Regions from separate parts of the Homo sapiens genome. Here region 1 is linked to region 2. Evidence: chromatin loops called from intact Hi-C (ENCODE). Cell type or tissue: Calu3. All regions are shown on one strand. Links, peaks and the distances in the headings refer to the core of each region. The heading gives the core; the rest is flanking DNA.

Region 1 (10,731 bases), core at 1,008-9,007, 93 kb after region 2:
AGGTAAGTCTGACCCCATGAGGGTTCCTGGGGTGTATACATGCCCAGATCTGGTCAGTCATAGCACGGTGTTCCCTGGCAACAGGGCCTGGTTCAGGAATATCATGCAGGGCTATTCTACCTAAGACCCCTGCTGGAGTTTTCATTGGTAAGATGCAACTGGGCCACCACTTGGGTAGAACCTGCCTGAGAATAAAACCAACACAAGGTGGGGAAAGCTAAGGGACCACGAGGAAGAGAAACAGTGCCTTAAGTAACTGCTAGCACTCTTGGATCTTTACTTGAAGCCAAACGCTTGCCTGGATATCCCAGTTTTATGAAAAATTCCTTTATGGATTGTCTAAGAGTTAGTTTGAACTGGGCTGTCTGTCTTTGGAGCTGAAAGAATCTTGACCAATATAGTATGACTCTCTCTCTCTCTCTCTCTCTCTGCCTCTTTCTCCCTCTCTTTCACACACACACACAAAATATCATCAAAAGCTTCACTGACCACACTACAAATTCTAGCATATTTGCAGAAAGATCTCACTACTCATAATGGATGGGAATTAGCAAACTCACTTACTAATATGGATCTTAGCAAATCAAATTCATCATATCTTTTAATAACAATATTAAAAGAACCATGCAGTGTTACTATGTGCCTTTTATTCAGGAAGATACATATAGCTCAACCTTGGGAAATCTATCAATAGTTCAAATAAGTATATATATATACACATGCTTATCTCAGTAGACACTGAAAAAATACATTAGACATAACTGATTATGTGACTCATAATCACATAGTGAGCGTTCCCAGTGTAAGCAACATGTTCCTAGGGTTAGGAATTCCTGTGTGTTTCCACACTAACTCCTTAATGCTGCCACTGCACAGATCCATTGAGCATCAGTCCTCAACTCTTTGTGGAAATGATCCTCAGGTCTAGGATGATGGTGACGTTGACCCGCTGATGGTAACAGCTAATGTTTACTGGGCACAGACGCCATTAGGTGCTGCACGAAACACATTTCATGTGTCCCCTCATGTACACACAACTGCTTTATGAGGTGGATATCATTATTATTATTATTCTCATTTTACAAGACATCAAAGCAAAGAGGCTAAGAACCTGCCTGAAGTCACACAGCTAAGTGACAGAGCTGAAATATGCAAACCAACATACATTTGATTTAAAAGCAAATGTTTTTAACTACATAATATAAAGTATGATACGTAAGTTAGGAACACGTTTTCTTTTTAAAATTTTTATTCTGTTATAAATTACAAGACCAAAAAGGCTAAGAAACACACTTACGCAAAAAGTGATAATCATGGTTAACTTTTTGGTATATGTAAATCCAGACTCTTCTCCTTACATATATAAATACAAGTAAGTGTAGAAATATTTAATATGAATAATATCACATGTTGGTGGTTGTATACTCTATATGCCTTAATTATTACTCTAGAAATATTATTATACTTACTTAGTAAAAGTTTAATAGTTCTAAACTACACAGCTTTACCTCTGATCACCTCACAAAGTACATGTTGTTATTATTGATAGCCGAAGCATGTTTATCTTTATTCTTGTGCCCATTATTTCCTTTGCTCACTGCATCTGAGAACTTCCATTTGCGGTCACTTACTTAAATCTTCCAGAAGTACACCTTCAGAAGTTCCTTTAGTGAGGTCTCAAATCCTCTCAAATTTTTATCTAAAAATGTTTTATCTCCTCATTCTTAAAAGATAAATTGTCTAAGTATAGAATTCTAGGTTTACAATTATTTTCAACTAGCATATTAAAATATTGTATTGTCGTCTGGCATGCATGATCACTGTTTAGAAGTCATTCATCAATCTAATTGCTGCTCCTGTATAGGTGATATGTCTGCTGTTTGTTACTGCTTCTAAGTTTTTCTCTTTGTTATTTTCTATTTTCCCTACATCTAGTTAAGGTTTGAATATCTCTTTATTTATCTCGCTTGGAATTTGTTGTTGCTCCTGAATCTGAGGCTCAATGACTTTCATCGATTCTGAAAAAGTATCAGCCTCTTCTCTTTGAATCTTAATACACCTAACTTCCCTGTTCTCCCTACCATCTCTACCTGAAACTCTAACTTACATAAGAAGGAGGAGGTCTCACCTCTCTGTCTCCCAGCCACTCTTTTATATTTTTGAACTCTGATTCTGTGCTGAATTCTCTGTAATTTCTTTCATTCTACTTTCTAAGTCATTAATTCTCTATTCATCTGTGTTGAGTAGCTATTTAATTCGTCCATGCTTTACTAATTCTGTTTATTTTTCAATGCTGTAATTTCCTGACACCCACTTGGACTAAAGGACTGCCAGCCAGCTGACTGCCTTCAACTGGACCCTGAAACCTGGTAATGAGTATCTCACTAGGAACCACAATTAAAAGAAGATCAGAGATTAGCTTCTAATTTTCCTGAGCTGCATAAGGCCCAAGGTGTCGTAAATACCCTAGGAAAAAGGTGCACCTTCCTCAAAACAAATGATGAGACTGAATGTTTAAACAGCCAAGCTGGAAGAAATAAGTTGGGTTTAATTTGATGGAGAAAATACAGCAATAAGATGGAGTTTGCACTCAGCTACCATCAGACAATTCATATAACCTATACAATGTCATTCGGTGCATTGTTTCAAAACTAGTGAACTATAGGTTAAAAATGACTTTCTTTGTACCATTAAGTACTTTTTAACATTTATTTTTATTGATTTTAATATTGTGATGACAGCTTTCCTTCCTTCCTTCTTTCTTTCCCTCCCTCCCTCCCTCCCTCCTTTCCTTCCTTTCTTTTCTTTCTATTTCAATAGCTTTAGGGGTACAACTGGTTTTTGGATACATGGATGAATTGTATAGTGAAGGCCGAAATTTTAGTGTACTTGTTGCCCAAGTAGTGTGCATTGTACTCAATATATAGTTTTTTAGCCGTCACTCCCTCCACCCTTCTGAGTCTCCAATGTCCATTATACTACCCTGTATGCCCCTGCACATCCATAGCTTAGCTCTCGCTTCTAAGTGAGAACATAAGGTATTTGGTTTTCCATTCCTGAGTTACTTCACTTAGAATAATGGCCTCCAGCTCCATCCAAGTTGCTCCAAAAGGCATTATTTTGTTATTTTTTATGGCTGAGTAGTATTCCATGGTGTATATATACCAAATTTTCTTTATCCACTCATCAGTTGACAGGTACTTAGGTTGGTTCCCTATCTTTGCAATTGTGAATTGTGCTGTAATAAACATGTGTGCATGTGCTGTTTTGACATAATGACTTCTTTTGCCTTTGGGTAGATACTCAGTAACTGCCAAACCTTTTGCAGTAGTCCCTTGTTATCTTTCACTTTCAGTTACCCAAGGTCCGTGCTTTCAGTTACCCAAGGTCAACCATCCCAGGAGTGATTACGTTCTTACCATCTCATCTCACTAACTCTTCTAAGGCAGGTAGTAAGCCACTTTTATTGGAATGAACATATGTACATATATATTCATTCTAATTCATTCATTCCAATATATATATTCATTCTAATAAAAATATATATTCACATATAATTCTTTTTATATGTCCATAATATATATTCATATGTTCATAATATATATATTCATATGTTCATAATATATATATTCATACAGATGCTCTCCACTTCTGATGGGGTTACATTTCAATAAACCCATCGTAAATTGAAAATATCTTCAGTCAAAAATGCATTTAATACACCTAACCTACCAAACACCCTAGCTTAGCCTACCTTAAACATGCTCAGAACACTTTCAGTATATATCCAATAAATTACATGAGACACTAAACACTTCATTATAAAATAGGCTTTGTGTCACATGATCTGGCCTGGCATCTTGGGAGAGTACTGTACCAAATATCAATAGTCCAGGAAAAGATCAAAATTCAGAATTTGAAGTACAGTTTCTACTGAATGCATATCACTTTGTAACCATCATAAAGTCAAAAATCTTAAGTGAAACCCTTGTAAGCTGGGGACCATCTGTATAGTCAATACATATATTCATATGTTCATAGGGTCTTTTTTTTAAACTAAAAAGAGGGGCTGATAGAAGAGGAGTTAAAAGACAGATCCAGAATGTGGGTTCTGGTGTGAGATGATAAAATGTGGAGAGAGGCTCAAAGACATACGTGGATGGCTGGTTGCATAGGGAGGTGCGGGTGCTGTGACCATTGGCAGCCTATCCTCCCATTGCCCCAGGCTCCCCAACTCAGACGGAGCCCACCACCATCTCCTCCAAGGCTCTTCAGGCTCCACCCCTTATCCTAAGACCCTCTGGTGAGAGCCTTACACTGCGTTCCAAAGCAAACTATGCCCTGCTGTTTAAGGCTGACCTGCTGCCAGGCACAGGAAAACCATTTGTGTTTATCTTCCAAATACCATGGAAATTCCCTAAGAACCGGCATGGTGTCTGTTCAGCTTTTTCTCCCGGGACTTTCCAGGACCCTGCCACATGAGAGGTGCTTTCATGCCAACCATTCACGTTATAGATAAGAAAACCAAAAGCCCAAAGAGAAAAGGTAGGGGTGTCCCAGGGCACCATGCCATGTCAATGCCAGGACTGGGCCACTGATTCCTCTTCCTACCCTCTCACGCTGCTGGATGCCTAGTTAACACCTCTGGTTCATTTCTCTTCAGCACAGTCCACTCATTAATTATCTTCCCTTCTCCCTCCAGATCACCCAGGGAAAGCCAGTGTGACAGTGGAAAGAAGGTACACTTGGGATCAGGCAAATCCGTGTGTTAGGATCAGCCTTTCAAGGCTCAGTTCGACCACCTTTATTTCCTCACCTGTGAAATGGGCGATTGAGCCCAGCCATCCTGAACCAGGTGAGTTAGCTGGCATTGGATAGTACTGGCTTAGTGCAGCCCCTGCCTCAGTGGACCTGAAGGGGATCTGGGCCAGCAGTACCAGCATCACTGGAACTTGTTAGAAATGCCGATCTCACCCCAGCCCACTCCCACCCCTGAACGACTGACTCCAAAACTGAGATGGGGCAGCACTTTGTGTTTTTACAAGCCCTCCTGGTGATCCCTGGGTCAAGTTTGCAAATCACTGAGGTACCTATTTGACCACGCCATCTAGTGGCAGACAGACCTAACAGATCCTGCGTTCTAGAAAATGGTTTGTTTCCAGTGCTGGAATATTCAGCTTGGAGGACTCCGAAAGACGCTCCCCTCAAGAAGCCTCTAAATGCATGAAGGCACAGACTCTGTCATTCTTTCCACCCAGTGTATTCCCAGCACCTAAGCACCGTGAGGAATGAAGGGCAGATATTTAATAAATATTTATTGAATGAATGAATGAGGACAAATGAATTAACTTGAAAAAAGGGGCACATGTCCTAACTCCTAGTCTGTCCATAAAGTGTTGTACAAAACTTGATTGTCTTGGGACTCAGCCTGAGGCCCAGCAGGGCCAGGTAAGGAGGTACAAGGAGCCAGCCAGCTACAGAGGTAAGTTTCAGATGTGCAGGCAGACCAGACACAGCATCCGTCCCACAGCACAGCAGCCTAGCCCCCGACCCAACAGAGGATCCATAGAGAGTGGTCAGATCCCATCTGGTCAGTCCAGAGCATGGGAGGGGCCAAGAGGAAGAACAGTCCTTGGACAGTGGGAACCTTACCCCACTCTGTCAGTGAGGACAAGGAAGGAGGAGTGGGTGATTAGGGCATTGCTGGTCTGCATTCAGCTGCAGAAGTCAGGACAGAAGAATGGTCCAGCAAATGGAGAGGGGTGGTGAGAAGACTGTCACAGCACAACAGGGACAGGAGGAAGCAGCCGGATCCAGGAGGTTCAGGGAAGGGACAAATCCAAGGTCACCACTGTCCTTCTTCCCAGGGCAGTGCAAGGTAGGGACAGCAGAGGCAGGGCCTAGAGGCTCTTCCCGCAGTGGAACTGGGAATGCCCAGAGCAGGGACAGCTTATGATCCTGCACACACCCAGCAGACTCAGAGTGCCAGGGAAGATGGGGCTTGCTGGTCCATGACAGACCCCCTCTCTTCAACAAGCACATCTGGTTTTTCCTCCCCAACTTTTCACTGCTGGGCTGGTAAGATGCCTTTCAATCCCAAACCCTGTGCCATGTTCCACACTACTAGGATGGTGCTGAGAGAAACAAGTAGTGCTTACAGAGCACCTACTGTGTGCCAGGTACCATCCCAAACATTGGTAAATATAACCATGCCACAATCAAATGAGATGAGTGCTGTGATCACCCCCCATTTTACATATAAGGCAACAGCAGGAACAAGAGAACAACCAGCCACCCACACACTACGGTCCCCTGGTCCACCAGGTCATGCAATGCCTTGTCCACCTCTGAATCCCAAGCACACAGAACAGCCCTAGTGCATGGCCAGTACCCAACGGAGGAGCCACCTCATTTCACAGCTGGGAAAATGGATGCATTCAATGTCTATACTGTCTCCTAGTGGATTGTGTTAACTACTGGGTAGACCAAACATTTCCACCTCATCCTGTTTCTTTGGGTCTTTAAAAAAAGGGAGGGGGTTGGGGAGAAGGAGGAAAAGAAGGAAGGAAAAAAGGAGCAGGAGAGGGTGAGGAGGGAAGGAGAAGAGAGAGAGAGAAAGAGGGAGGAAGGGAGGGGAGAAGGAGAAAAGAAAGGAGAAGGAAGAGAAGGAGGAGGGAGGAGAAGAAGCAGAGGGGGGATGGGAAGGAGAGGGAGAATTCTCAGAATGGAAAATTCGGCAAGTTTCTGCAGACAAATTATAACCTCCCGAATTTGGTTTTTAAGTCACTAAGTCAGGCAACAAAAGGTGATCTCTTTTTATGAAGCCACAGTAAAACGCAAATTTGTTTTCAAGTGAAACTTAAATCATAAATTAATTTCCTAAAATGAATGCAAATACACATCTAAACCTGGATATGCACCAGCAACCAAAAACGGGACAAATCACACACTAATTACTGTTTGAATGAAGATCCAATTGTTAATTGCAGTGTGTTTCAGGCATTCCATGTGAGCAACTTACCTGAAAAGCTTTTCAATTTGTATGTCAGGAAAGTTGGTAATTAAACACTTCAACTCCCTATTGACTTTTATTAGAGATATGATAATCTTTGCATAGTTTGCTTATAATTATTTTATTTGTTAAATGAAATTGATACTTAGTTTAGGAAAGTGTTAATGTTACAATTTTTTTTTAAAAAACCCCTGGGACCTGTACTCAACAGGAAGCATGTAAAGCTGCCTATACTCGCAAATGGTGTATAGGACCCAAAGATGAGGTCTGCCAAGCACATAAATGGCATCTTAAATGACTAATCGTCTTTCCTTAGTCTTGTCTATACACGACCTTGACTTCATCAACAGACTCACTTTTAAATGATTGTTAAAAGTAACCCTGTGATACAACTGCACTTTTGGGGTATTCTTGCCAAAAAAATTAAAATTTTAGAAAAGCGCAACTCCAATGCAATTGTGAGGCAACATCAGACAAAACCAAATTGAGAGATATTTTGCAAAATAACTGGCCTATACTTGGCAAAAATGTTAAGGTAATGAAAGAAAAAAACAAACAAACAAACAAAAAAAACTGAGAAATTAGTCCAGAATTAAAGGACACTAAAGAGACATCAGAACTTAATGTAACTTATAATCCTAGGTTAAACCCTGAACTTGAAAAATCATTTTTTTTGTTATGAGGAACAATTGGTGAAAATTGAATAAGGTCTGTGGATTAGATAATGCTATTACATTAATGCCAACTTCCTGATTTTTGTCATAAATTGTAGTTACGTGGGAAAAGTCCTTATTCTTAGGAAATAATATACCTTGAAGCATTTAGAGTTAGAAGGCACATTGTGTATGCCACTCATTCTCAAGTGGCACAGTGAGAGAGAGAGAGAGACAGAGAAAAAAAAAACTGATAAAGCCAACATGGTAAAATAGCAACACAATGGGGGAATCTGGGGGACAAGTATACAAGTGCTTTCTGTATTATTCCTGCAACTTGTCTGTAAACTTGAAATAAGTTCAACATAAAACATTACCAAAAACACAAAACCTTGTGATGGACACATCTCTTTTCATTTGTTTGGGATCTGGAGGATGTGGAGACCAATTCATTCAGTCATTCATTCATTATTTAACAAATATTTTTTAAGCACCAAGTGTGTGCCAGACCTTACTGAAGGTGTTGGGGACACAGCAGTGGAGAGTGGGCAGGGGGAAGGCAAAGTTCTGACTCCAGGGGGAAATGAAGCAACTTGGAGGTTTCTGGCAAATCCCCATCTCCCTTGGAGGTCTTGAGCTCAAGGTGCCTTAAACTCAACCAAACGCCTGATCTTCCCCCAACCCCCACCAAAAAGCCCAAAATATCTGGATCTCGTCCAGTATTTTCTAGCTGGGGATATGATAGCCTATCCACCCAGTGGTCAAATCAGGAACACTACCACTCCCTCTCTCTCATCTCTGATATCTGGTCCATCACTTACTCTCTTGGTTCAATTGTTTCTCCTCCTAAGTATCTGAAAGATCCATTTATTGCTGTCCACATCCAATGTTACGTGGACCGGGCCTCCACGTCCCTCACGTGGACTTCCGAAATGGCCTCCGGGCAGGCCTCCCTCCTCACCAGCCTGCTGCCAATAAGAATGTCCTTCATTCCGCAGCCAGAGAGCTTTTCAGAACCCACCTCTGATCACATCACGCCCCCACTCACCACACTTCAATGGCCTCCTGTTGCATTTGGAAACAAAGACTCCTTTCTTTCACAATACTTATTATTTAATAAATGGCCGACTCTCCTGCCACACAGGAAAGCTCTGTGAAAGCGGAAACCACGCCTGGGTTTGCACACTACTGTGAGCACACGGTTGGCATTCAATTAATATTTGTTTAATTAGGTGGATAAGCAATTAAAATAATTAATGTCTGGCTTGGGCCAATGAATGGATAGTGGTGCCACTTGCTGCCACAGGGGACATAGCAGGAGGAGGAAATATGTGGGAGCGGTGGGCTTTGCAGAATCTGTGGGACACCACAGACCCAGCAAGCAGCTGGGAATAAGGCCTGCAGTTTGTGACACTGACTAGGAAAAGGCACACACTGGTCCTGAAATGTGTTGAATACCGGAACAGTCTTCAGCATCTTTCCTTGCCTGCAGGAAAGAAATGGAGGGGGTCTACATTCTCCTCTGTTCACCAATGGTTGGTCAGTCATTTGCATAAATTTGCATAAGTGTCCAGTGCTGCCTGTGTTAGAGACTGATGGAACACACACGTAGCCAACCTGTTTTATGCCACATCTTTCCAACCCACCCCCACCACACCACCACCACCAGCACTGAGCACAGCACCCTTTGTGCAGGGAATAGAAGTGTTCAGGGAGGCTGGCTGAACTGAATTGGAAGTTTTCTGGCGTGAAATATTTTCAAAAAAAAAAAAAAGAGAGAGAGAACACAGCTGTGATCCTTGATCACATTCATTCATTTTATTCTTTGGGGGACTTGGAATCCATCAAGCATATCAAATTATGGCAAACGATTCCAGACTATGCCTCATTTCAAACTGCTGATGGGATAGAAACATCAATGCTGTTCTAAAAATAATAATAAAATAACTTTTTGCAGTTCTGTTATTTCACATTTAAATTAACTTCCATCACGGATTTCATAATTATCTCAAAAGCATCATCTTGCTTTTAAAGCTGTCACATTTTCTTGACATGTTTTAAAGGGGCCAGCCCTTTATTATCTGGGGGCCACATGTCCTTGTGAAACTCCTGGGGTTTTCTTCTAGTTGCCACTGTCCAGAGGCCTACAGAGTTTTGTTCCCATAGACCAGAGTTTCTCAACCTTGGCACTATTGACATTTGAGGCTGGATAAGCTCTTTGCTGTGGGGGCTGCCCTGTGCACAGTAGGATGTTTAGCAGCATCCTTGGCCTCTACCCGTAGATGCCAGTAGCACCCCTACTCCCTGGAGGTGTGGCAACCAAGAATGTTTCCAGACATTGCAAATGCCCCCAGTTGAGAAGCACTGTGTGGATACACGTTTGGCCTCTGTGCCCAGGTTTCTCACATGTCCTGCCACCCAACTTAGAGGTCTATTGAAGATAAGAAAGACAATACTATTTTGTGTGGCTATTAATTTAAAAATTGGTGCACCAATTAACTTTGGCTTCCTGTTCCTCTAAGTCTGGAACTCAGCTCATCTACTGACCTCTATAAAGGGCAACTGTGTAACTTTCCTGGCCTCCCTTCAGTGATTTAATAATTTCAGTGGCTTTTTTAACTGCTGTTAGGGTAATTGGGTGGTCCAGGCCAAAACAGGCAGGAAGTTGCCTTACTCAACAGGCAGAGTATATGGAAGGCCACCCTCCTCTCCTTTGGCCCCACCTCCCTCGCTCAGCCACCAGTAAGGCCTTCAGCTAATTTGTCTCTTGGAAGGCCTGGCTCTACCCGAAGAGCTGGGTTTCCACTCAGGCCAACTCCTCTGGTGCTCCCACCCTGGACATTGCACCCCTGAATCTTCCCAGGCTGTCCTACCTCAGAGTCTTTCCTTTTGCCACCTAAGCCTGGATAGAGAGATGCCTAGTTCCACCTGCAGCTGCTCTCCACTTTTTTAGAGTTGTTGGAAGAAAAGTAGGGATGGCCAAATCAGAAACAAACACATTTATCCTCAGTTACTAACAACTCCTGAATGTGCATTTGAAACAGGAATAACCACCATGGCCTGCCT
Region 2 (10,731 bases), core at 800-8,799:
ATGAAAAGACAGAAGAAGGAAGATTTTATTATAAGGTGCCTGCACTATACATGAAGTGGCATAATATTTTTTGAACATGGATATATATATATATATATATATATATATTTGTAATTGTATATAATAATTGTAAATGTATGTTGCAAACTTAGGGCAAAGAATAAAAATATTTTTAAAGAAACTTAAAAAAGGCAAAAAAAGAGGCAAAGAAACAAAGAATGAGTGCAATGAATAGAAAACATGGTAGCTATCAATCAAACTATATCAATAATCATGTTAAATGTAACTGGTCTAAATGTATCAGTTAAAAGATTATGGGAGTGGATTAAAAAACTAGATCCAACTATATGTTGTTTACAAGAAACCAACTTTAAATATAAAGGCACAGTTAAGTTGTAAGTAAAAGGATAGAGAAAGATATACCATGCTAACAGTAATTAAAAGAAAGTTGAAGAAACTCTATTAATTTCATACAAAGCAGAATTCAGAGCAAGGAAAATTATCAGGGATAAAAAGGAACACTTTTCTTTGAAAATATAACAATCCCTAACATATGTGCACCAAACAACACAGCATCAAAATACGTGACGCAAAAAAAGACCTACAAGGAGAAACAGGAAAATCCACTCTTATAATTGGAGATTTCAACATTTCTCCTTCAGTAATTGCTACATTGAGCAGGCAAAAAAGTCAATAAAAACATAGTTGCCCTCAACAGCACTATCAATCATCTTGATCAAATTGACATTTAAAGAATACTTTATCTGGCTGGGTGCGGTGGCTCACGCCTGTCATCCCAGCACTTTGGGAGGCCGAGGCAGGTGGATCACCTGAGGTCAGGAGTTCAAGACCAGCCTGGCCAACATGGTGAAACCCCATCTCTACTAAAAATACAAAAAATTAGCTGGGTGTGGTGGTGGGAGGCTGTAATCCCAGCTACTCAGGAGGCTGAGGCAGGAGAATCGCTTGAACCCGGGAGGTGGAGGTTGCAGTGAGCCCTGATCATGCCTTTGCACTCCAGCCTGGGTAATGAGTGAAACTCCGTCTCAAAAAAAAAAAAAAAAAAGAATACTTCATCCAACAACAGCAGTATACACATTGTTCTCAAGCTGACATGAAATAGTTACTGAGATATATATACTACATTCTGGGCCATAAAGTGAACAAAAAATTGTTTAACATTGTATTTTTTTTTTTTTTTGGTTTAGGAACAAATTTATTGATATATAATTCACATCAGTGGTTTTTAATATAGTTACATAGCAGTGCAACTATTACCACTATGTAATTTTAGAACACCTCTGTCACCCCCAAAAGAAACACTGTATCCATTAGCAGTCATTCCTCATTCTTCCCTGCAGTACCAAGAAACCACAAATCTACTTTCTGTCTTCATGAATTTGCCTATTCTGGACATTTTACATAAATGAAATCATATAATATGTGGCCTTTTGTGTCTGACTCTGTTCACTTAGCATGACATTTTTAAGATTTGTCCATAATATAGCATGTATCAATACTTCATTGCTTTTTATTCCTGAATAATATTCCATTACAAGAATATACCACATTTTATTTATCTATTCATCACTTGGTGTACATTTGAGTTGTTTCCATTTTTTGGCCATTATGAATGATGTTGCTATGAACATTTTCAATTCTCTTGGTTGTATATTTAGGAGTGAAAATTGCTGAATTATATGGTAACTCTGTTTTTAATATTTTCAGGAACTGCCAAACTGTTTTCCCAAGTGGCTATGCTATTTTATATTCCCACCAGCAATGTATGAGGATTCCAGTTGCTCCACATTCTCATCAACATTTGTTGTTACCTGTCTTTTAACCATCTTAGTGAGAATACGATGTATCTCAGTGTGGCTTTTATTTGCATTTCTGTAATGATTTAGATACACTCATCATTTCAAATTGCCACTCTGACTTTATAGAATGCTCTGGGTGACAGAACCTAGAAACAAGTTGCTAAGACTCCAATCACCTTTGTACAATTAGTTGTGGGTTTTTTTGTTTTTTGTTTGTTTGTTTGTTTTTTTGAGATGGGGTCTTGCTGTGTTGCCCAGGCTGGAATACAGTGGCGAAATCTTGGCTCACTGCAACCTCTGCCTCCTGGGTTCAAGCGACTCTCCTGCCTCAGCCTCCGAAGTAGCTGGGACGACAGGCGCCCGCCACCACGCCCAGCTAATTTTTTGTATTTTTAGTAGACACAGGATTTCACTGTGTTAGCCAGGGTGGTCTCCATCTCCTGATCTCGTGATCCACCCGCCTTGGCCCCCCAAAGTGCTGGGATTACAGGCGTGAGCCACTGCGTCTGGTTGCACAATTAGCTCTTTACAGAAACCTTTGTTTCAAGTAGCAGGATGTTTTCCAATTACAAAGATCATTGTGTTCTAACCACAAAGAAAAATAAGAATATTTTCCTACCTATTCCTATGAGAATACTTCTCTAACAGGACACCATGGTCAGGTATGAGCAGCACCCAGTTCCCGTGGAATTTACATGCAGGTCTCCTTACCTGCTGGTGGCCAGGCCTTGATGTATCCTGTACAGTGGACCACAGCATATTGGGCTTCTCCTTCTTTCACAGGGCCAAGGCCATTCCTAAAAAAGAACATTTGTGAAATTGTTTTCATCACATGAGGGTGAGGCAAGGATGTTGATGACTCCTCTGGCATCTAAGCTACTGGGTTCCCTTGTCTGCCTTTGTGGTTTTGAATCTTGACTCCTCACCATCCTGTGTTCCTTCCTCCCACATGGTCTGAAAATCAAAAATAAATTCCACCCAACTCCCTGTTCTCTCTCATCTCTGCCACTGCCACCCTGATGTCTGGTTCTCTTGGTCCTCACCACACTAAGCCCCTTCTTTAATCTAGGCTGCTTAGCTTAGGGTGTTTAGACTATCTACCAGAACAGTCCCAAAATATACATCGGAAGAGATACTGACCTGAACCTTTTCCTCATGGTGGTTATTCTGTTTAGAGGAAGGTGGTCCAAAGGAGCATTTCCACACCTAAGATGTGACAAGTGTATTAGAATGAGCAAAGACCCAGGCAAGTTTATTCAATATATGGTGCTGCCATCAAGTAGATGAGCCTTAATTGATGCTTACACATTTATTCAGGTGACGCCTATAGCCAATTTTCTTCAAAAGTGCAGAAGCAGACCTGCATGCCTTTGATTTTTTTTTTTTTTTTTTTTTGTGACTGAAGAAAGGAGAGTGTGACCCACATTACAACACACACTGAAATTGTTTCAGGGCCCAGTCCAGGAGCTGGAGACCTACAGAAAGACTCTAGGAGAGACCTGGCCATGCTCAGTCCTGCAGATCATTTCAGTGGAACTCCATGGCTTTTAGGAAAGAAGGGAAGAGGGTGATGACAGCAATAATGTCCCTTCAGGCCTGAGCAGTGACATCAACTTAAAACAGATGTTGCCAGTTAATGAACAGTAACATCTTCTCAGGCTTTAGCATCACAGCTGTGGAAACTCTCTCCTCCCATACACTGTTCTAGCACTAGGGACAACCAGACAGCTGGAAGTCTGCTGATGGCAGAGGAGAGCGTGGGGATGAGAGATAAACAGGTAGAGAATCCGGTCTTTCTGTGAGTCCCCATCTGGGAGGCAGGGGATGGTGGCATCACACTGTACACTCTGGGACAACCTTTCCTGCCTCCCTTTACAATGATCCTCTCAGCATCTCAGGTGCTGAACACCCAAAGCCTGCACCATGGCCAGGCTCTGACTGCTGCTTGGTATATCCATTTTTTATGTGCATTTCCATTTCCCAACTACATCACAAATGATATCCTGAATATCTTAATTTTCAATACAGCAGGGATAAGAGTCTAGTTATACTCTGAGACCTTAGACAGCTGCCAGCACTAGTGTGGTCTTCACAGGAGGCTCACCCCATGTCATTGCTGCCCAGCAATGTTTGGCCCTCTGCCCTTTTCTGGCTGACTGTGCCCAGTGCTTTACTGAAAATAGCTGTTTCATTTGGAGGAAAATGTTATGTTCTCAGTAGATGGCAGCACTGCCCACCTCTCAGGTAAACACAGGCAGTATGGACCTGGCACTTCAAAGAGCAACCAATATCACGCTCCCTGGAAGGACACTAGGGCAGGGAAGGGACTGCATGAATTTCATTGACGGGGCAGTGATAATGGCTTTATGGGCTAATGGAAATGATATACTATGGCACTTTCAATCAATTTATTCATAAGGGAATTGCTTAGATGGTACCATTAAGATTTGTATTGCTGGTGCTCTACTCAATGTCTACTAAGCTAGGATAGGCATTTATTCACAGAAGCACTGCAGGACAAACATGCCGTGACTGACTACACTAACTGATGGCATTTCATCTCTGGATGCACAGCAATGCAAGTGGATCCCACTGCCCAGCTTGCCCCTGCTGCTGAAAGAGGGGCAGGCAGTCTGTGGGGACCCAGTCCTAAGTTAAATGGAGACATGCGTGCTTTCTGTCATTCCAGCACCATCCTGTGACCTGAGGCAGGTGGTGAAGAGGATTTCATCTGTGCCTTCAAGAATTCCAGAGGCTCAGCCTCGAGAGGAGGAGACTCAGAGAAAAGAACAGCGAGGCTCAAATCCCTGAAGGGCCATTTCTCGTAAAACAGAACAAATGGTCTCTGCCAGTTCTCAGAGCCCAAGGAGTGGGTGAGAGAAGCAGGTCTCCCCTCAGCACAGGCAACCTTGGTGATCTGAGGGAGACCAACCAGCCTGTACATAAACAGGTTTTGCTTAAAAAGTGTAGTTGCTTTAAAAGATTACTTTAAATTAGGGAAAATAGATACTTATTTTAAAGCACCTATTGTTTGGAAATTCATAGTACGCAACGGACGCCCCAGTGCAAGTCACAGATCCTGTGGCACGCAATTAGGTGAGGGTGACATTAGTAAGTGGTTCCATTGTGCTGCTACGTGCCGTATATCCTACATGCCATATCTCCTGCTGGTTCTCTCTCTGAGGTCCAGTGATGGACATTCAGGGCTCACATTCAGGGCTCATCAGTAGCCTTTGGCCTTTGATAACTCCTTTTTTCCAGAAACTTCCTTCGCCCTCTCTTGTTCCCTTTGCCCTCTCTTCTTCCCCTCCCACCTGCCTCTCTGCTCCTTCTCAGTCTCCTTTGCTGGTTCTTCCCCAACCCCCTGAGGCAGGAAAGCCCCAGGACTCAGTCCTCTGTCTTCTCCTCTGTCTATACCCACCTCCCACGAGATTTCACATGCATCTCAGTTTTGAGGCCTTAGATACCATTTTATTGATGTCAATCCCCAGGTCCATATCTTCAGCCCCAACCTGTTCCTTGGATTCCAGAACTACATGTCCAACTGTCTGCTCATCTTCTCCGTCTAGGTGTCTGTGGGCATCTTTTTTTTTTTAGTTTTTAAGTTCAAGTGCAGGTTTGTTATACAGGTAAACTCGTGTCATGGGCTTTGTTGTACAGATTATTTCATCATCCAGGTATTAAGCCTAGTACCCATTAGTTATTTTTCCTGATGTTCTTCCTCCTCCCACCCTCCACCCTCTGAAAGTCCCCAGCGTGTGTTGTTCTGCTCCATGTGTCCCTGAGTTTTCATCATTAGCTCTCACTTGTAAGTGAGAATATGCGGTATTTGGTTTTTCATTCCTGTGTTAATTCGCTAACAATAATGACTTCCAGGTGCATCCACATCCATGCAAAGGACATGATCTTTTTCTTTTTTATGACTGTATAGTATTCCATGGTGTATACGTACCACATTTTCTTTATCCAGTCTATCACTGATGGCCATTTAGGTTGATTCCATGTCTTTGCTATTGTGAATAGTGCTGCAATAAACATATGCATGCATATGTCTTTATAACAGAATGATTTATAGTTCTTTGGGTATATACCCAGGAATGGGATTGCTGGGTCAAATGGTACTTCTCTTTTTAGGTCTTTGAGGAATCACCACACTGTCTTCCACAATGGCTGAACTAATTTACATTCCCACCAATACTGTGTAAGTATTCCTTTTTCTCCACAACCTCACCAGCATCTGTTATTTTTTGACTTTTTAAATTTTTATTATTTATTTATTTATTTATTTTTGAGATGGAGTCTTGCTCTGTTGCCAGGCTGGAGTGCGTGGCATGATCTCGGCTCACTGCAACTTCCATCTCCCAGGTTCAAGCAATTCTCCTGCCTCAGCCTCCCGAGTAGCAGGGACTACAAGCACGCGTCACCACACCCAGCTAATTTTTCTATTTTTAGTAGAGACGGGGTTTCACCATGTTGGCCAGGATAGTCTTGATCTCTTGACCTCGTGATCTGCCCGCCTTGGCCTCCCAAAATGCTGGGATTACAGGCATGAGCCACCTCACCCGGCCCTTTTTGACTTTTTAATAAGAGCCATTCTGACTGGTGTGAGATGGTGTCTCATTTTGATTTTGATTTGCATTTCTGTAATAATCAGTGATATTGAGCTTTTTTTTTATATATGATTGTTGGCCGCATGTATGTCTTCTTCTGAAAAGTGTCTGCTCACGTCCTTTGCCCACTTTTTTATGGCGTTGCTTGTTTTTTTATTGTAAATTTGTTTAAGTTTCTTATAGACAGGCATCTTAACCTTAAAATGCTGGAATTCCCCTCAACCCCAAACCAGCTCCCCCCAACAACCTTTTCCATCTTAGAGAATGACAACTCAGTTTTTCCGACTGAGTGGGCAAAGACTTTAGCGGAACCTTTGACTTCTCTCTTTTCCTCACACCCTGCCTGAAGGCTGGCTCCGTCTGTGAAATACACTCAAAATCTGAGCACTTTCTACCACAATCACATTTCTCACCTGAATCATTGCAATAACCTCCTTACTTCTACCCTTCTTCTTTGTCCACAGGTTTACTCTCCACAGAAAACCGGGGCAGTTTTTAGTAATGTTATTCAGAACATGTAACTCTCACAGTCAACTTCAGGGACCTCTCATCTCATGCAGAGTAAAAGCTGAAGCGATGTAAAGTCAACACGACCTAACATCCACTACCTCTCAACCACATCTCTGCCCATTCCTCCTGCACCGTACCCCATTCACTCTGCTTCTGAGACAAGGACCTTCTCACTGTTCCTTGAACATGCCAAGACCATCCCTGCCTCCAGGCCTTTGCACTTGCTATTCCCTCTACTTGCCCTTCTCTTTGCCCAGACATTCCCTTGTTTCATTCACTCACTTTCTTTAGGTCTCTGCTCAAAAGTCACCTTATCAGTGATGTCTTCCCCTCCCACCCTATATAACATGGAAATTAACGAAATCTGCTATTTCCTACTCCCACTTAAGTTTGCTTTATGTTTCCTCCATAGCACTCACCACCATCTGATGTTCCATATATTTACTTGGTACTTTTGTCTACTTTGTATCACCCCTACTAAAATGAATTCTATGCAGGCAGGGGTTTTGTTTGCTTTATTATTATTATTATTATTATTTTAGTCTCTTTTTTTTTGAGACAGAGATTCACTCTGTTACCCAGGCTGGGGTGCAGTGGCGCGATCTCAGCTCTCTGCAACCTCCGCCTCCTGGGTTCAAGCGATCATCTCACCTCAGCCTCCTGAGTAGCTGGGATTACAGGTGTGTGCCACCACATCCAGATAATTTTTGTATTTTTAATAAAGACAGGGTTTCACCATTTTGGCCAGGCTGGTCTCAAACCCCTGACCTCAGGTGATCTGCCCACCTCAGCCTCCCAAAGTGCTGGGATTACAGGCATGAGCCACCACACCCGGCCTTGTTTGCTTTACTTAACATTGACTCCCGGGCACCTTGAAGAGCACGTGGCACAGGTAGGCCCTTAACATAAATGTGTTGAATAACTAAATAAATGAATGATGAGTGGCATCACCTCACATCACTGCCTCATGAACTCCACAGCCCAAACAATCTCAATTCTCTGTCCTGCACCTCCCACCTTGCAGTTCATGTCAACCATCCCTCAGGGGGCACAGGGTTGAAGGTACAGAGGTGCTGAACTGGACTGGAGGATTCAAGATCCCAGCTCTCTCTTCTTCAACGACATGGCAAAATTCCCCTGCTTTCTCCAAAGTTCATTCATTCCTGCATTTCTTCAATTATGATGTACAAATCAAATATATGTAGAAGACTCTGCTAGATGTCAGGGAGGCTCAGAGAAGTCTCAATCAAAGCCTTCATCCTCAAGGCACTATAATTTACTCATGGAACCCAGACATTTACATTTAACATATCAATCAACAATATCATAGAGACCAAGTAAATGTGTGAATTGTGACAGGAAATATATGAATAAGTGTGAAATCAGGCATCTTAATATAAAACATGTTGAGAACTACAGAATCTTGGAGAGGTTGGATTGGAGAAGGGTCTTAAAGATGGGTAGGAAGTAGAGTGATACAGTGGACAAGAGGGTGTAAATCTAGGAATGAGAAGAAAATGGTAGGAAATTAGACAAAGTGGGATGGTAGGAGGATAGAGAGAATCCTTCCTAAACCAAGGATCCTGTATATCTGCATGCTGAGGTCAAGAAGACGAAGTCCCTGGAGTGAACCCACGTTGGCATGTGTGACTGCGGCAGAGCTGGTCAAGGCTCTTAACGGTGACAGAAAAAGGAGCAAACCAACCACCTGATGGCCTGCTGCTCCCCCAAAACAGACCTCATCCTGCAGATGAAAGACCGCCGCGAGCCCATGCACATCCTCATGGATGACTGCTGCCCTTCTTTCTTGACCGTCCCAGTCTTCAGGTCCAAGATCCGGCCTAAGAGAGAGAGAAGGACAGTTACGTAAGCCTCTGCCTTCGGTTGGGAGATGGAGGAGGGAGTTCGGGGAGTGCTTTCTCCAAATGCTCTGCCAAATGAGGACAAGTGTGGCTGTGCAAATTGTTTGTGTCTTGGAATTCCCAACATTCTTTGGCAAGAAACTCACATAGTGATGAAATCCATACAGTTCAAAATGCTTTGTTTCTTCAGAGCCGTCTACACTTGCTGTCTCTGCTTTGCTGGATTCCGTCGCCTGCAGTCACTCCAATTTGGCTCTCTCCCTCACCACTCCATGGAAAAGGCATTTACCAAGGTCACCAACTTCCTTACTGCTAAATCTAAAACACGTTTTTCCTTTGTTTGATCCAACTGCTTTGCTGGGCTTTATGCGACCGCGCACTGCTCCCTTCTCAAGCATCTGCCCTCCCCTGGCTTCGGACAGAGCGCTCCCGATTCCTCTCTCCTCTCTGCTCCTTTCTCCCTGGAGGCTCCAACCTCAGCCTTCTTCTCTTCTCACTGTACATGTTCCCTATGCAATTTTATCCACACCCAGGTTTTGACAGTCACCTCTGGATGCCAATGACCGTACTATATCTACACCTCTAGCATCAACCTCTTCATTTCCTTAGCCCCAGGGCCACACCATCAGCAGCTGACCATGCACCGCAAAAGCAGCTTCACCCACTCTTCCCCAAACCCTCCCTAAACATCAGCAAGGGCACTGCCATCTGCATGGAAATCTAAGTCAGAAACCAGACATTATCCCCGAGTCCCTCCTCTCCCTCACCGCCTGCACACACATCTCTGTCCCTCCCACTTTTCTGCATCCATCCCCCACCTTGCTCTTACCTCAGAGGAAGAAGCAGTGAACCTCAGTGCATTTCTGCTCCCACCCCCCACGGGGTTCTGGGCCATCAACTGACCTCCTCCCACGTGGCTATTTCTACCCTCTCCCCTCCCTACTGTCTACTTCCTCCAGTATTTAAACACCATCAAATCTCTTCCATCTTAGGGGAAAACAAACAAGCAAAAGATCTTCTCTGGCCTTGAAGCTCTTATCCTCTCTCTGCATCTGTGGTTGGAGGGTTCTGTCCACACTCACTGCCCCCTTTTGGTGTCCAGCCCACTGTACCCACTGTATTGGGCCTCCACCCACTACAGCTCCATGGCAGCTGCTCCAGCCCAGGCCACAAGGGCTCTCTATGTGGCCCAATTTGATACACACTCTTCAGCCCCTCTCCACCTTGTCCTTATCCTTGGCCAGTCCCTTGGAACATTCTTGCCTTGGGACACCACCTTCTCCAGCCTATCCTTGGGGCAGCCCCTCTTCCTCAGTCCAGCTCCTCCCCACCCCATGTTGGCATTCTCAGGGCTGGGCCTTGGCCCTTCTCTCTCTCACTCTCTCCCAGGGACCCTTGGCGACTTTCCACTTCACCACCTCTTACATACTGAGGACATCAAGATGTCCATCTCCAGCTGATAAAGCCTCCTTCCTTTGACCGAAACTCAATCGGCCTCCTGTGAGTCCTCTGCCTGTCTAGGCCTAACCTTGAGCTTCCCTCTCTGTCCTTGCAGAACCCAATTTGAGCAAGCATCCTAACTTAGTTTGGTGAGAATCCCCCACCCTCGGTATCTGACACCCTTGATATCTACCACCCTGCACTGTCCTCAGCAAGGATTCTGATGATTGAGTCTAACCGGAATCCCCCAACCTCTGATGTTTCCTTTTAGTCATTCTCCACCCACTGCCTCCTGCTGCCACCTTGATTCTTGCTTCTTGCTTCTAAACCCTCACTTATCCTTGTTGGAATTGGGTCCACTCTCTCCTAGCATGCAAGACCACAGTGCAGTGGTGCCTGCACCTCTTGACATGGCATCCCTTGAATGGAATCTTCTTTATAGTTTTTAACAAATGTTGGGGCCGGGCGCGGTGGCTCACGCCTGTAATC

What was found. Hi-C counts contacts between places; a loop is a spot of excess contacts. Peaks named below come from ENCODE experiments on the same cell type or tissue, not always from the same donor. Only the 100,000 strongest peaks of a DNase experiment are listed, where the experiment ranks them.
Region 1: it touches region 2 in a loop (11-fold over the local background); 5 of 110 quality-filtered maps call a loop at or near these places.

What each region holds. Positions count from the first base shown.
Region 1 is chr15:80,413,476-80,424,206 of GRCh38, reverse strand. The region is part of intron 1 of ARNT2 (aryl hydrocarbon receptor nuclear translocator 2); the gene reads right to left. Among named protein-coding and RNA genes, the nearest start is that of ARNT2, 14 kb to the right of the region's middle. In Calu3, for the core only: a CTCF peak has its summit at 5,109 (motif pointing left); DNase peaks (open chromatin) are centred at 4,476 and 5,086.
Region 2 is chr15:80,506,206-80,516,936 of GRCh38, reverse strand. ARNT2 (aryl hydrocarbon receptor nuclear translocator 2) reads right to left here. Exons shown (of 19, transcript NM_014862.4): 6 at 8,679-8,781; 7 at 2,961-3,026; 8 at 2,532-2,617. Among named protein-coding and RNA genes, the nearest start is that of ARNT2-AS3, 51 kb to the left of the region's middle. In Calu3, for the core only: no CTCF peak of the experiment used is centred there; a DNase peak (open chromatin) is centred at 4,036.